2 separate regions of the Homo sapiens genome follow, and region 2 is linked to region 1. A link is a loop called in an ENCODE intact Hi-C map of the cell type or tissue named here. Cell type or tissue: ascending aorta. All regions are shown on one strand. Links, peaks and the distances in the headings refer to the core of each region. The heading gives the core; the rest is flanking DNA.

Region 1 (5,383 bases), core at 204-5,203:
AAGCTCCTGAGATGGCCTTGAAGCCTATAAAGACTCACTCAGACCATCAGGCAGTCCTTGAGTAAAAGTCAGCTGTCAGAAGAGGCCTATGTCAGCCAGGAACAGGCAAGCCTACCTTGTCATCCCTGCCAAGTAGAGTCATTGGTGTGAATAGCTTAGAGAAAGTGTGAGCTTAGTGCAAACAATGAGCTGAATCTCAGATGGCATCAGCTAGAGTCAGTTTTGCTCGCTGTAGTTGATGGTTTGTGAAGTGGATTCCGATGACTACTCCAGGAGATGGTCACTAATTGCCTCAGAATGTCCTATGGGGATCTCAGGCAGCTGCTGTGGAAGTGAGAGGGCTGTCTGTGGAACACAGAGATGGAACCCTTCCCAGGTCCCCTAGACACACACATGCTATGGACATATACACACAGTTCATGCACATTCACACTATGGGCACATGTACCTTGAGTGCGTGCGCACACACACACACACACACACACTATGGGAGACTACATATTCTGAAAGGCACAGGCAGACACCTTTCTACAAAATAACATGCATTAGAGAAAGTCCCCCACTTCTATGGGTATGTACTGGGACCACACTGTCATGTTGACCTGGTTATTCACAGCTGGTTTCTATGCAGAGGGTTTGGTTTACATTTTCCCTGGCCAGGAAAAATGTTTAAGCGGTGGGGTCAGTTAAGGAATTAAGGAGGAGAAAGGAGAGGAGGAGAAGGAGAGAAGGGCAGAGTGAGAGGGCGCTAAGAGTTTCTGATACCCATTACACAGCTGAGATCTGCCTCCTGCCTAAAGCAGAAAGAGACCAGCAGGGCTCTGGTTGGCACAGCCTAATTACCCACACAGAGGCAGCATTGGCAGTTTGGCGGCAGGAACTTCCTATAGTAGTGACAGTACTTAAGTCTGTGGTATGGCCCTGGGGAGCTTGGTGTGGTCTTAGTGGAGTACTTCTGTGTTGGCCCTTTTGGCTCTGGAGCCCACCCTAGTGGTTTCGCCCTTCAGGGTAGTCACAGAGTGGAGTGGAAGAACACACTTTCCCCAGGGCTGGATGCTGGCTAAACCAGGGAGCCAGGCTGAGCTGGCAAAGATCAGCCCAGAGTGGAAGTAACACCACAGGGATATGTCCTGCTCTGTACATGTTTGAGGAAAACCTTGCAATTCATTCAACACATGTTCACAGATACACTACCAATCTTCCTGCCGGGTTCTGCAAACACAAATCATTTTGAGCAAAAATAGAGGTCATTCTTGCCTAGATGGGGATACATTTTTAGTTGGAGAGATAAGCATTAATAAATAATCCACCTAAATGACAACAAATGACAACTACGGCATGTGCTCTGAATGGGGGGAAACCCATGTTTGTCATGGAAAAATGTAGTGGGGGAGGTTTTGTCTCTTCCAGAAAGTCAGAAAGGGGCCCCTGAGGAAGTCCTCCTAGCTGAGATGTAAGCCTTCAACCTCCACAGAGAGGAGCAACATAGAGAAAGCACACATGCACTGGCCCTTTGGTGGGAGAAAAAACAGTACCTGCGGGACCAGAATACAAAGGGTTGGAGGCCAATAGAAGTGCCGCCCAAAGAGAGGTGCAGATGCATGAAGGGCTGGATGAAGATCTAGTGGATTATTTTAGGCTTTTCATTTTTCTCCCAGGAGCAATAGGAGGCTACTGAAGGGCTTTAAAGAAGAAAGATGATGAGATTTGCATTCTGGAAAAAAATAATTGTTGTAGCTGCAGAATGGGGCTGAATTGGAGGCAGGATGAGAAAGAATTCAGGCAGAATAGGTAGGGAAAGAGATGACTGTGGCACAGACCAGGGTAGTAGAGGAGGGGATGGAGGGGAGTGGAGGGATTCAAGAGAGGATTTGGGGACCAAATAGAAATGACTTGGAAATGACTTCGATGTGGATTGAGATAGGCCTGACTCCTAGGTTTCCAGCTTGCACATTTGTCTGGATGGGAATGTCTTCACTGACAATGGAAACACTATAGAAGGATCAGGCTTGGGGCAGAAGTGGGACAGGGTCCTTTGGGACATTGAAGAAGAAATATCAAGTAGGCAATTGTACACATGGCTCTAGTTTCTGACCACTAAGGTGAGAAGGTAGCCTCTGTTGTATTGTATTGCACCATCTTTTGGATGAGTTTTTGGGGTTGGAGAGGCAGCCTGGAGAGGAGAGTCAGTGGGGCCTGGGCCAGGAGGGTATTTGCCACTCCTGGCCACTCTCTCCAGAGCAACTATAGCAGCTTTCTAGCCCAGGTACTTGAGTTCGGCTGCTTAAGAATTTTTGACACTGAATAAACAGGGCTTGAAAGAACCTAGTTAACAAAAGATCAGATGGGACCTAGCAGAAGGCTCATGAGTCCTTGACAAAAGAAAGTTCTGAGGCCTAATATTTGTTCTTCCTACCCAAAGTTGAGTTATAAACAGTGTACCACTATTGACCTTCACTGGGATTTGCTTTCCTGGGATCTGGAGAAGCACAGCGTGTTCCTGTGCATGAACATACTGTTATCTTTGGCTTGGTCTGAGGCTGTAGAACAGTCCAGATGGTGCTCCTGCCACCTGGAGGACAGAAGCGGAGGTGGAGGCTGGTCTCCTGCTATCTCCCCCACACTTTGGGGGCACAGAGAATCCATGGGAGGAAAACAAGGAACTGGTTTCTCCAAGAAGTTGTACAAACCAATGTCAACAGGTCAAGCCAGGGCTTTGGGAAGTCAGACATGGGCACTGATACATTTCTTAAAAGCCTGGGGGACAAGCGGATCACCTTCTCCCATAGAACACCCCGGGGGTTACTATCAGAAGGGGAATAATGGGTGGATGGACCATGGGACCTTCTGCTTTGTCTGTTTGCACATATCCTTCTTGTTGTTGGCAGGTGACTCACTCTTCCACCATGGAACAAGGACAGACCTAACCCCTGAATGAGATAAGCAACTGAGCATGGTGCCTCAGCTCCTACCTCTCCTCTTTAGGGGTCTGTCCACTTGCAAAAAGCATGTGTTTTCATCTGCTCAAGAGGTTAGCAGTAAAGACTCTGCCCCCGTGGGCAAGACCTGTGTTTTCCTGCTTTGCCTGTGACTGAGTGGATACATTTTATTCTGCAGCACAATTTTAGTAAGCTCATTTAGCATTCCTACTAAACCTTGCTGTCTAATATCAGCTTTAAATATTAAATGTGATTTTTCAATCTCCCAATATAGGGAGATTGAAAGGAACAGGAGTGTCACTCATTGGGCTTCCGAAAATCCCAACAAATAGAGAAAACTGTCTGGAATGCAGAGCCTTGAAGATCTTTGTATGGCTTTAAAATGTGACATATCCTCCCAGGTAGTTAAGAAAATTCAGCTGCTTAGAGAATTGAACTGGACCTTCTGATTGCCATATCTAATCTGGGTACAAGTATGTAGTAGATAACTTTCTCCCATCAATAAGTGTGAATTCATCACGTAGCCATTCCAATACAGGACAAACCAAGGCAAAACAAAGAAAAAGAAAACTGTATTTGTGCCTTTCCCGGGACTCACAGAGTTGCCACGCAAGGTTATTTTTGATTTGCCCCTCCAAATCCATTTCCAGCTTTTTTAGCTCTGCCTTGAGCTGCAGGAGACTGCCGGTATGGACTGTATCAATGGGCTTCTGGTGGTTCAGCCAGAGGGAGGCACTAGTAAGCGGTCAGAAGGTGGGAAAGAGAGATGTCAGTGTTTTTGACTCCCCTCTTCACTAGGGTATGGTGGTCCTGTTCCTCTACTGATGAGCAAACTCCCATCAAAGGCCTCCTCTCCCACATTACAGCTCTTACTGGGTTCTGGCACCTGCCAGTTCTCCCCTTGACCCTTCAAACCTGGGGGTGTAATGGCTGCCCACTTTCATCAGTCCCCTGGTGCCTCAGAGTCCCTTCTGATCCCATTTAGTCCTCTACAGATAGTCTTTTCTTTAATGTTCTTTGTACCATCCTGAATGCACTCTGTTTTCTGTTGAGACTTGAGTCAGAAATATTCACTACCAATAGTGAATTAAAAGCCTTCTGAATTTCAGTCCGAATTCTTGGCTATGTTCACACTTCCCTGCACTGGTAACTGGTGTACAGCGACCAGGTACTGTCTAGAAAAATGCATCTTTGGGATACTCTGATCCCTACATGCATCTCTCCATGAACAGACGTAGTTCATTGGTTGGCTCCCTTGAGTCAATGGGCAGGGAGAGCATTTCAGCATTGTGAGAATCGGTGCATTAGAAACACTTGCAGCTCCCCATGACTCAGAACCCATGGCATTCTAGAAATCTTTAATGCCTATTATATTCAGAGTTTTAAAAAGTTATTAATGTACTTTGGGAGGCTGAGGCGGGCGGATCACAAGTTCAGGAGTTCAAGACCAGCCTGGCCAATATGGTGAAACCCAGTCTCTACTAAAAATACAAAAATCAGCCAGGCATGGTGGCAGGCACCTGTAGTCCCAGCTACTTGGGAGGCTGAGGCAGGAGAATCACTTGAACCCGGGAGGCGGAGGTTGCAGTGAGCCGAGATCATACCACTGTGCTCCAGCTGGGGGGACAGAATGAGATTCTGTGTCAAAAAAAGAAAAGAAAAAGAATTGAGGAAGAATAACATGGAGTATGCTGAACATTTCTTTAGCAAGAATGTTAAAAAAGTAATGTTTTTATCCCCTTTTGAACCTGGCACTATATGCTATGAATCCAATTTTAGGATTCTTTACTTGATTAGAAACCATTTTACTCTTTGCTGAGTGCAAAAATGAATGAAATGTTTGAGTCAGATATGGTGTATCATTATTAGTCTTTGTCCATGGGGCACCTGATTTGCTTTCATAGTATTTGTTGAGCCTCTTAGAGCTAGGCAGGAGTGAGAACTAAAGGATCATTGTTTTTATTGGACATCTCCCTGTTAGCCCACAATGCAAAGGAGTTTGGCCTTGCTGATTCTGGGAAATTAAGAATAATGCACCTAAATACATAATGCACATATTATGCACCTAAATACATAATGCACATATTATGAGGCAGATGCTGTACTAGGCATTTTACATATATAACCTCCCAGTATTCCACAGTGCTGCAAAAGATTATTATCATCATCATTTTACAAATGAAGAAACAGAGGATTCGGGAGGTGAAGGGATTTCCCCAAGGAGCTAGAGCTAGTGAGTTTTGGTCAGGATTTGGCCCCAGGCTAAATACCTCGAAGCCTCTAAAACACTTATTGAATCTGCCATTTTGGCCCCTTTTTTTCTGAGCAAAGGTATTTGAACTTTGTCACAAAGTGGTTATGTGATGTTGGACAATTTTTTCTACCTCTCTGGCTTCAGTTTACTCCTTTGTAAAATAAAGAGGCAGGGCTGAAAGAAATATAAG
Region 2 (5,383 bases), core at 309-5,308, 280 kb before region 1:
GCAAGATAGTAAATATTTTAGGATTTTTAGGCCAACTTTGTTGTCATAGCAGGAAAGCAGTCATACAGTAAATAATTATACATGGCTGTATTCCAATAAAACTATTTATGCACACTGAGATTTGAATTTAAGTTTTATGTGTCACAAGAAATTATTATTCTTAAACTTTTTCCCCAGCCCCTAAAAATGTAAAAACCATTGTTACAGCAGGCTGGATTTGGCCCACGGGCCACAGTTTGCTGACCTCTGTACTATACTGTTTGGGCATTTTTCCTTAAATTTTCAAGAAATTTGTCAGGAAATTTGGTAAATCCCCTTTTAGATAGCAATTTTGTCAAGCTTTTAAGGAATCAATTAGCACATACTAATGAACTTGTTCCCTTGATAGAGCTGTCTGTGATTTAATTTTCACATACATGTTCTTAAAGAAGAGACCTGGAGAGCCTGCAATCCAACTGCTTTGGAACAGGTTTGTGCTGGTGACATTGGAGAAAGACAAAAAGCAAACTGAGGAAGAGGTTCCTTTGCTAGGCATTATTCCAGGAGCATGGGAAAGGCCAATGAGTCAGTGAGCTTCATGGATTTGTAAATCTTTAGAACGTGAGATGAAAAAGGGAACAGTAGGAGCGATAAATAATTTGTTTTACTCATAGCCTAGACAAACCTGCATTTTCAGTTTGCATTTGAGCGTGAATATAACTTCAGATGTAATTTTACATTCAGGGTGTCCTCCATGGCAATCGCTCTATTGATTTGCTGATGACTCCATGCATGTAAATCTGAGCAACATTCATTTGCACAACTTTATTGGCTCTACAGGGAATGATTCACTTTGCTGTTTAAATACCTATTAATTGCTCTTCTGAGGCCTTTGTGCATCTTACATTATCATACATTTACTAATAATCAGGACACCAATATTTTACCCCCTCTGGCTAGGTAGAGAAGAGAGACTAAAGCAAATGATAAGGAAATATAAATTTTCAAAGGAAAGGAACTCACGATGCTCTGATTTCAACTGGAGCATCTGCTCAGTCGGTCGGCTGATATTTCATGGCCTCAGAATGTGCAACTATATACTGTTTATTCCACTCAATGGATTTTTAAACATTAATATATTGAGGTGATATCCACATACATATCCACACACAATTATCTTACCCATTTTCACTTTGTTTCCTTTTATTTACTTAATTATCCATTTTGTTCTCTTTCCTTCACATTCATCATAATGTCATGGCTAATCTTTTCTGTTCTTTCCTTTGGAGCATTTCTTGCTTTTATATAGTTCTTCATTGGGATCATTTCTTAGCATCTAAATTCTTGAATCGTTTCAGTTCTTTGATGGGAGTAGGGCCACAGTTGTTGTTCAGCACAAAGAGAGGAGGTCTGTGAAATCAGCTTAACACAGACACATAGGAGGGACGCGGTGCATGCTGGCTGAGTTTGATGGATCTCATCTGATAATGCAACCGAATACGAAACACTTATGTACAAATATAAATGAGAAGCAACTGCAGGAGAAAAGATGACTTTTCTAGGGATCTCAGTAGTCATCAGGCTCCTGGCACGAAATAGAGGCATAAGTACTTGGATGATTTGAAACAAGTTTAATGAGGGGACTGTTTGCAACAGCTTAGTCATGTGCTAATTGGGACCAGTATCCAGATGGAAAGGGAGGGCCATCCAGCAAGAGCTATGACCTTCAGACATGTGTCCCATGATAACCTCATAGGGTAAAATTTAGGGGAACACTCTGACTCTTTTTCCTCTCTCTTCTTTCTTGTTGGTGCTTCCTAATGGGCAGCACACAAGTGGAAGCCAGGCAGGTCAGCTTCCCAGGGCACAGGGCAGGGTGGAGAAGGACAGAGGAATTTAGGAATCAAGTCTGAAAAGGTAATCGCCAAACTGGGTTTTGGTCCAGGATCTGCCACTTGATTCCTAAAATTAGTGAGATTCCTTTTGTCTAAAGATTCGATTCCTCAAGCGTGTTCAGAGAAGAACAAGAAGGTCAGTGTAGCTGGAGAAGGGAGTTCTGGGGCAGAAAAGTCGAAGGAGATGACGTTAGAGAAACCATTGCAGTAATTGCAAAACAGAAATAGTATTTGTGTTATCGCCAAATAGAAAAGAATATTGTGCTCTATAATGCTTATTGTTAGTGAAAAAAATTCAGGCAACATAAAAAATATTAAAAGGTCAAAATGAAAATTATCTCTAAACTCAGCATCTAGGTATAGCCACTATTAATATTTTGGCAGATAATATCTTCCAGAATTTTTTTTAATCCAATGATGAAATCATAGTACATACACTTTTTCTGTACAACAAAATACTTTATACATATATAAATGCAAATGAATGTAGGTATACATCACAAAATTTAATAACAATGTATTCCATTATAAAGGTGTGCCACATTTATTGAACTAATTCCTCATTGATGGACATTTGGATTGCTTCACTGGTGTAAACAAAGCTGGGCCTCTTGATGGTAACCTTACTTGTCTTTTGGTTGTCCAAGTTCATCTTCCCTTCTGGTATCTTTTTGAAGCAGAGTGGGCCAGCACCATTATTTCTCCATTAGTTTCTAGTTGGATAGACTGACATGCACAGCTGATCAGCAAGTGGATGGTATTCTGAACCCAAGTCTCTTATCTGCTATTTCACAAATTTAACCAATAGCCTATGTTGCACTAATCTCTTATTAACACATAATATTCATATATACCTTTTGAGATAAAAATGTTTTTTCAAAAGGAAAAATAAGTCAGCTGCTGTAAGGATCTATCTCTAAATCTGAGCCCCAATTGGAAATTTTTGGTGGTACCAGCTTCTTATTCCCACTGATATGAGGAGCCAAGAGGCCTGTCTTAGAACATAGATTAGTGCTGCTTTTGAACTCTAATCCCAGCATCTACCATATTTTAAAATGTGATTGTGTCTCCATTTTGGCCCAGTGGAATGTATCTCCCATCACTGATGTTGATCACAGGATCCTTAGGGAGTGCAGGGGCATGCCAGCCACAGCTGCTCAGGAGGAAGTATCAACAGTCATCCAGCAGATGGCAGTAGTTCCCACACTTACAGAGCCGGACGAGCCCTTGCGACTCAGTCTGGAGTCACCTGAAGTGGTTGACCTTGAGAGCAGCTCCATTAGATTGCGTCAGATAGAGGGCACCTTCTATGGTTCAAAGTCCCAACCAACATGGGAGAAGGCAACTAATTTTAGATTTTTTTCTGGTGCAACCAAACGTCCACAAACAAAAACAGATATTTCTTCAGCGTTCTTTGGCGTTTATAACATTTTATTTACAATGCTGTGTCAAAATGATGCAAACAACTGGTACATACATTTCTTTCCAAAATAAAATGAAATAAAAAGCTGGCAAATTCAGAAAGAATTACAACAATGAAAATTAGAGGAGTGGGTGATGAGAAAGGCTACAAACAAATTTGTCAGGCCTTTTTTTTTTTTTTTAACATTACCCCTGAAAACTGTTTGGGTGATGTTCAAGAAAGTAAAGAACCTAATTTCTGACTCTACATTGATTATTTTGCTTGTTTAAGCACTTATTCACACAGTTTCCAAAATGTGTATTTGATGTCTGTTTATGCCCAGGTAATTTCTGGATGCTGGGGTTTTAGCAGTAAACAAGATCAATAGTGTCTCCGCCCTCATGAGGTATATCTGTGGGAGAGTCTGTGAAATAAGTCTGTATCACATTATATTACATAAATAATATCATCAGTAATGATAAGTGTCAAGAGGAAAAGTGAAGGGCTAAGAGGGTGTAGAGGATGGTGGGAGCTGCTGCTTGGGATAGGCTATCAGGGAAGGCTTCTCTCAAAGAGAGATTTGAGCAGAATCCCTCCACGTGGAGGGAGTGACAAATGCAGAGGTCCTGGGGTGACAGCCCACAGGACACTGGAAGCTCACAGAAAGAGGCCCACGTGGTGGGAATGTGGTGAGTGAGAAAAATGATAGGAAGTGAGGTCAGAAAGTTTGCCAGGGGTCAGAGCGTGTCAAATCTTATAGGTCCTGATGAAGACTTTGAATCTTATTCAAAGTTAAAGGCCAAGATATTGAAATTTTGAGCAGCAAAATGACATGGCCTGACTTATATTTTAAGCAGGATTGCTGTGGCTGCAGTGGTGGAGCTCACTGGAGAGGAAGGAGAAGGAATAAGGAGGCAATTTTATATTGCTTTAAGGAGAACAGACATGAAAAGAAAAAAGAGGTAGAGTGCCAAATGGAAATCATAGAATTTTGAAACTGGCGAGTCATTGAAGAACCTAGCCAGACTTCCACAATTTTCGGATAAGGAACTGACACCACCAGATTATGTGACTCTCTGAAGGTCTTACAGTCATCTGGGACTCTCTAGCCAGTGATCCTTGCGCTTCCTGTCCTCTTCTCTGTTGCAGAGACCCCACTTACATGCGTGGTTACACCGCTCCATTCTCACCCATATTCTGTTGGTTCCTCTTGAGAGCAGTGTGAGTGTTGCTCCCATGCTCCCAAGTGGGGAGTTTCTACATCAGTTCCCTGAGCTATTTCCTTATATAAGCCAGAAGTACTGGGATGCCTTTGCCTTTCTTAGTGTCTCAGGAACACTTTCTGACCGGGAACACCTGCTGTGTCCTGCTGCATGTCCCAGCCACATGTGGGAAAATCCTGCGGTTAGACTGAAGGCAGTCTGTGCAGTGACAGAGTGGCCCATAGGGACCTGGCTGTAAACCCAACAGAGGTTAAGAAAGTTTGGGGATCTGTATCCCAGGCTCATTCTACTGCACTTGGCTCCCACAGGCTCTTTGCTTCATGTCTGTTACTACTCTATTGTGCCCCCAAATGCTCAAAAGTATTTGGGGGCACAATAGAGTGGTAGATTTCAACTGGGGGTGATTTTGGTCCCCAAAGAATATTTGGCAATGCCTGGAGACATTTTTGGCTGTCACAACTGGGGGGAAAGTGCTACTGGCATTTAGTCAGTAGAGACTAGAGATGTTGCTAAATATGAATACCTTGCAATGCACAGAACAGCCCCCTACAATGGAGAATTATCTAGCTCTAAATGTCAATAGTACTGAAGTTGAGGAACCCTGCTATAGAACAAAATCAAAGTTAAAAACCTAACCCCTGTTCAAAGTAAAGTGGCAATCAGCTGGGAAATTAACTGACATTTAAAAAAACAACTATTTATCAAACTTTTTTGGACTACCACTTATAATAAGTGTATGCAATTTACATTGCAACCTAGTACACACAAACATAAACAGTCATTTCTCTGTATTCATGGAGAATTGATTCAAGGACTGTTTCCCACCCACCCCCCCCCCCCGCCCCCGCCACCGCCAACAAACACCAACATCCAAAGATGCTCAA

Evidence for each region. Peaks named below come from ENCODE experiments on the same cell type or tissue, not always from the same donor. Only the 100,000 strongest peaks of a DNase experiment are listed, where the experiment ranks them.
Region 2: it touches region 1 in a loop (6-fold over the local background); 7 of 110 quality-filtered maps call a loop at or near these places.

What each region holds. Positions count from the first base shown.
Region 1 is chr5:38,664,642-38,670,024 of GRCh38, forward strand. All of the region lies in intron 8 of LIFR-AS1 (LIFR antisense RNA 1), which reads left to right. Among named protein-coding and RNA genes, the nearest start is that of LINC01265, 53 kb to the right of the region's middle. In ascending aorta, for the core only: a CTCF peak has its summit at 2,593 (motif pointing left); a DNase peak (open chromatin) is centred at 2,550; H3K27ac peaks cover 761 bases.
Region 2 is chr5:38,379,952-38,385,334 of GRCh38, forward strand. All of the region lies in intron 6 of EGFLAM (EGF like, fibronectin type III and laminin G domains), which reads left to right. Among named protein-coding and RNA genes, the nearest start is that of EGFLAM-AS2, 21 kb to the right of the region's middle. RefSeq lists an enhancer at 2,936-3,230. In ascending aorta, for the core only: a CTCF peak has its summit at 3,060 (motif pointing right); a DNase peak (open chromatin) is centred at 3,070.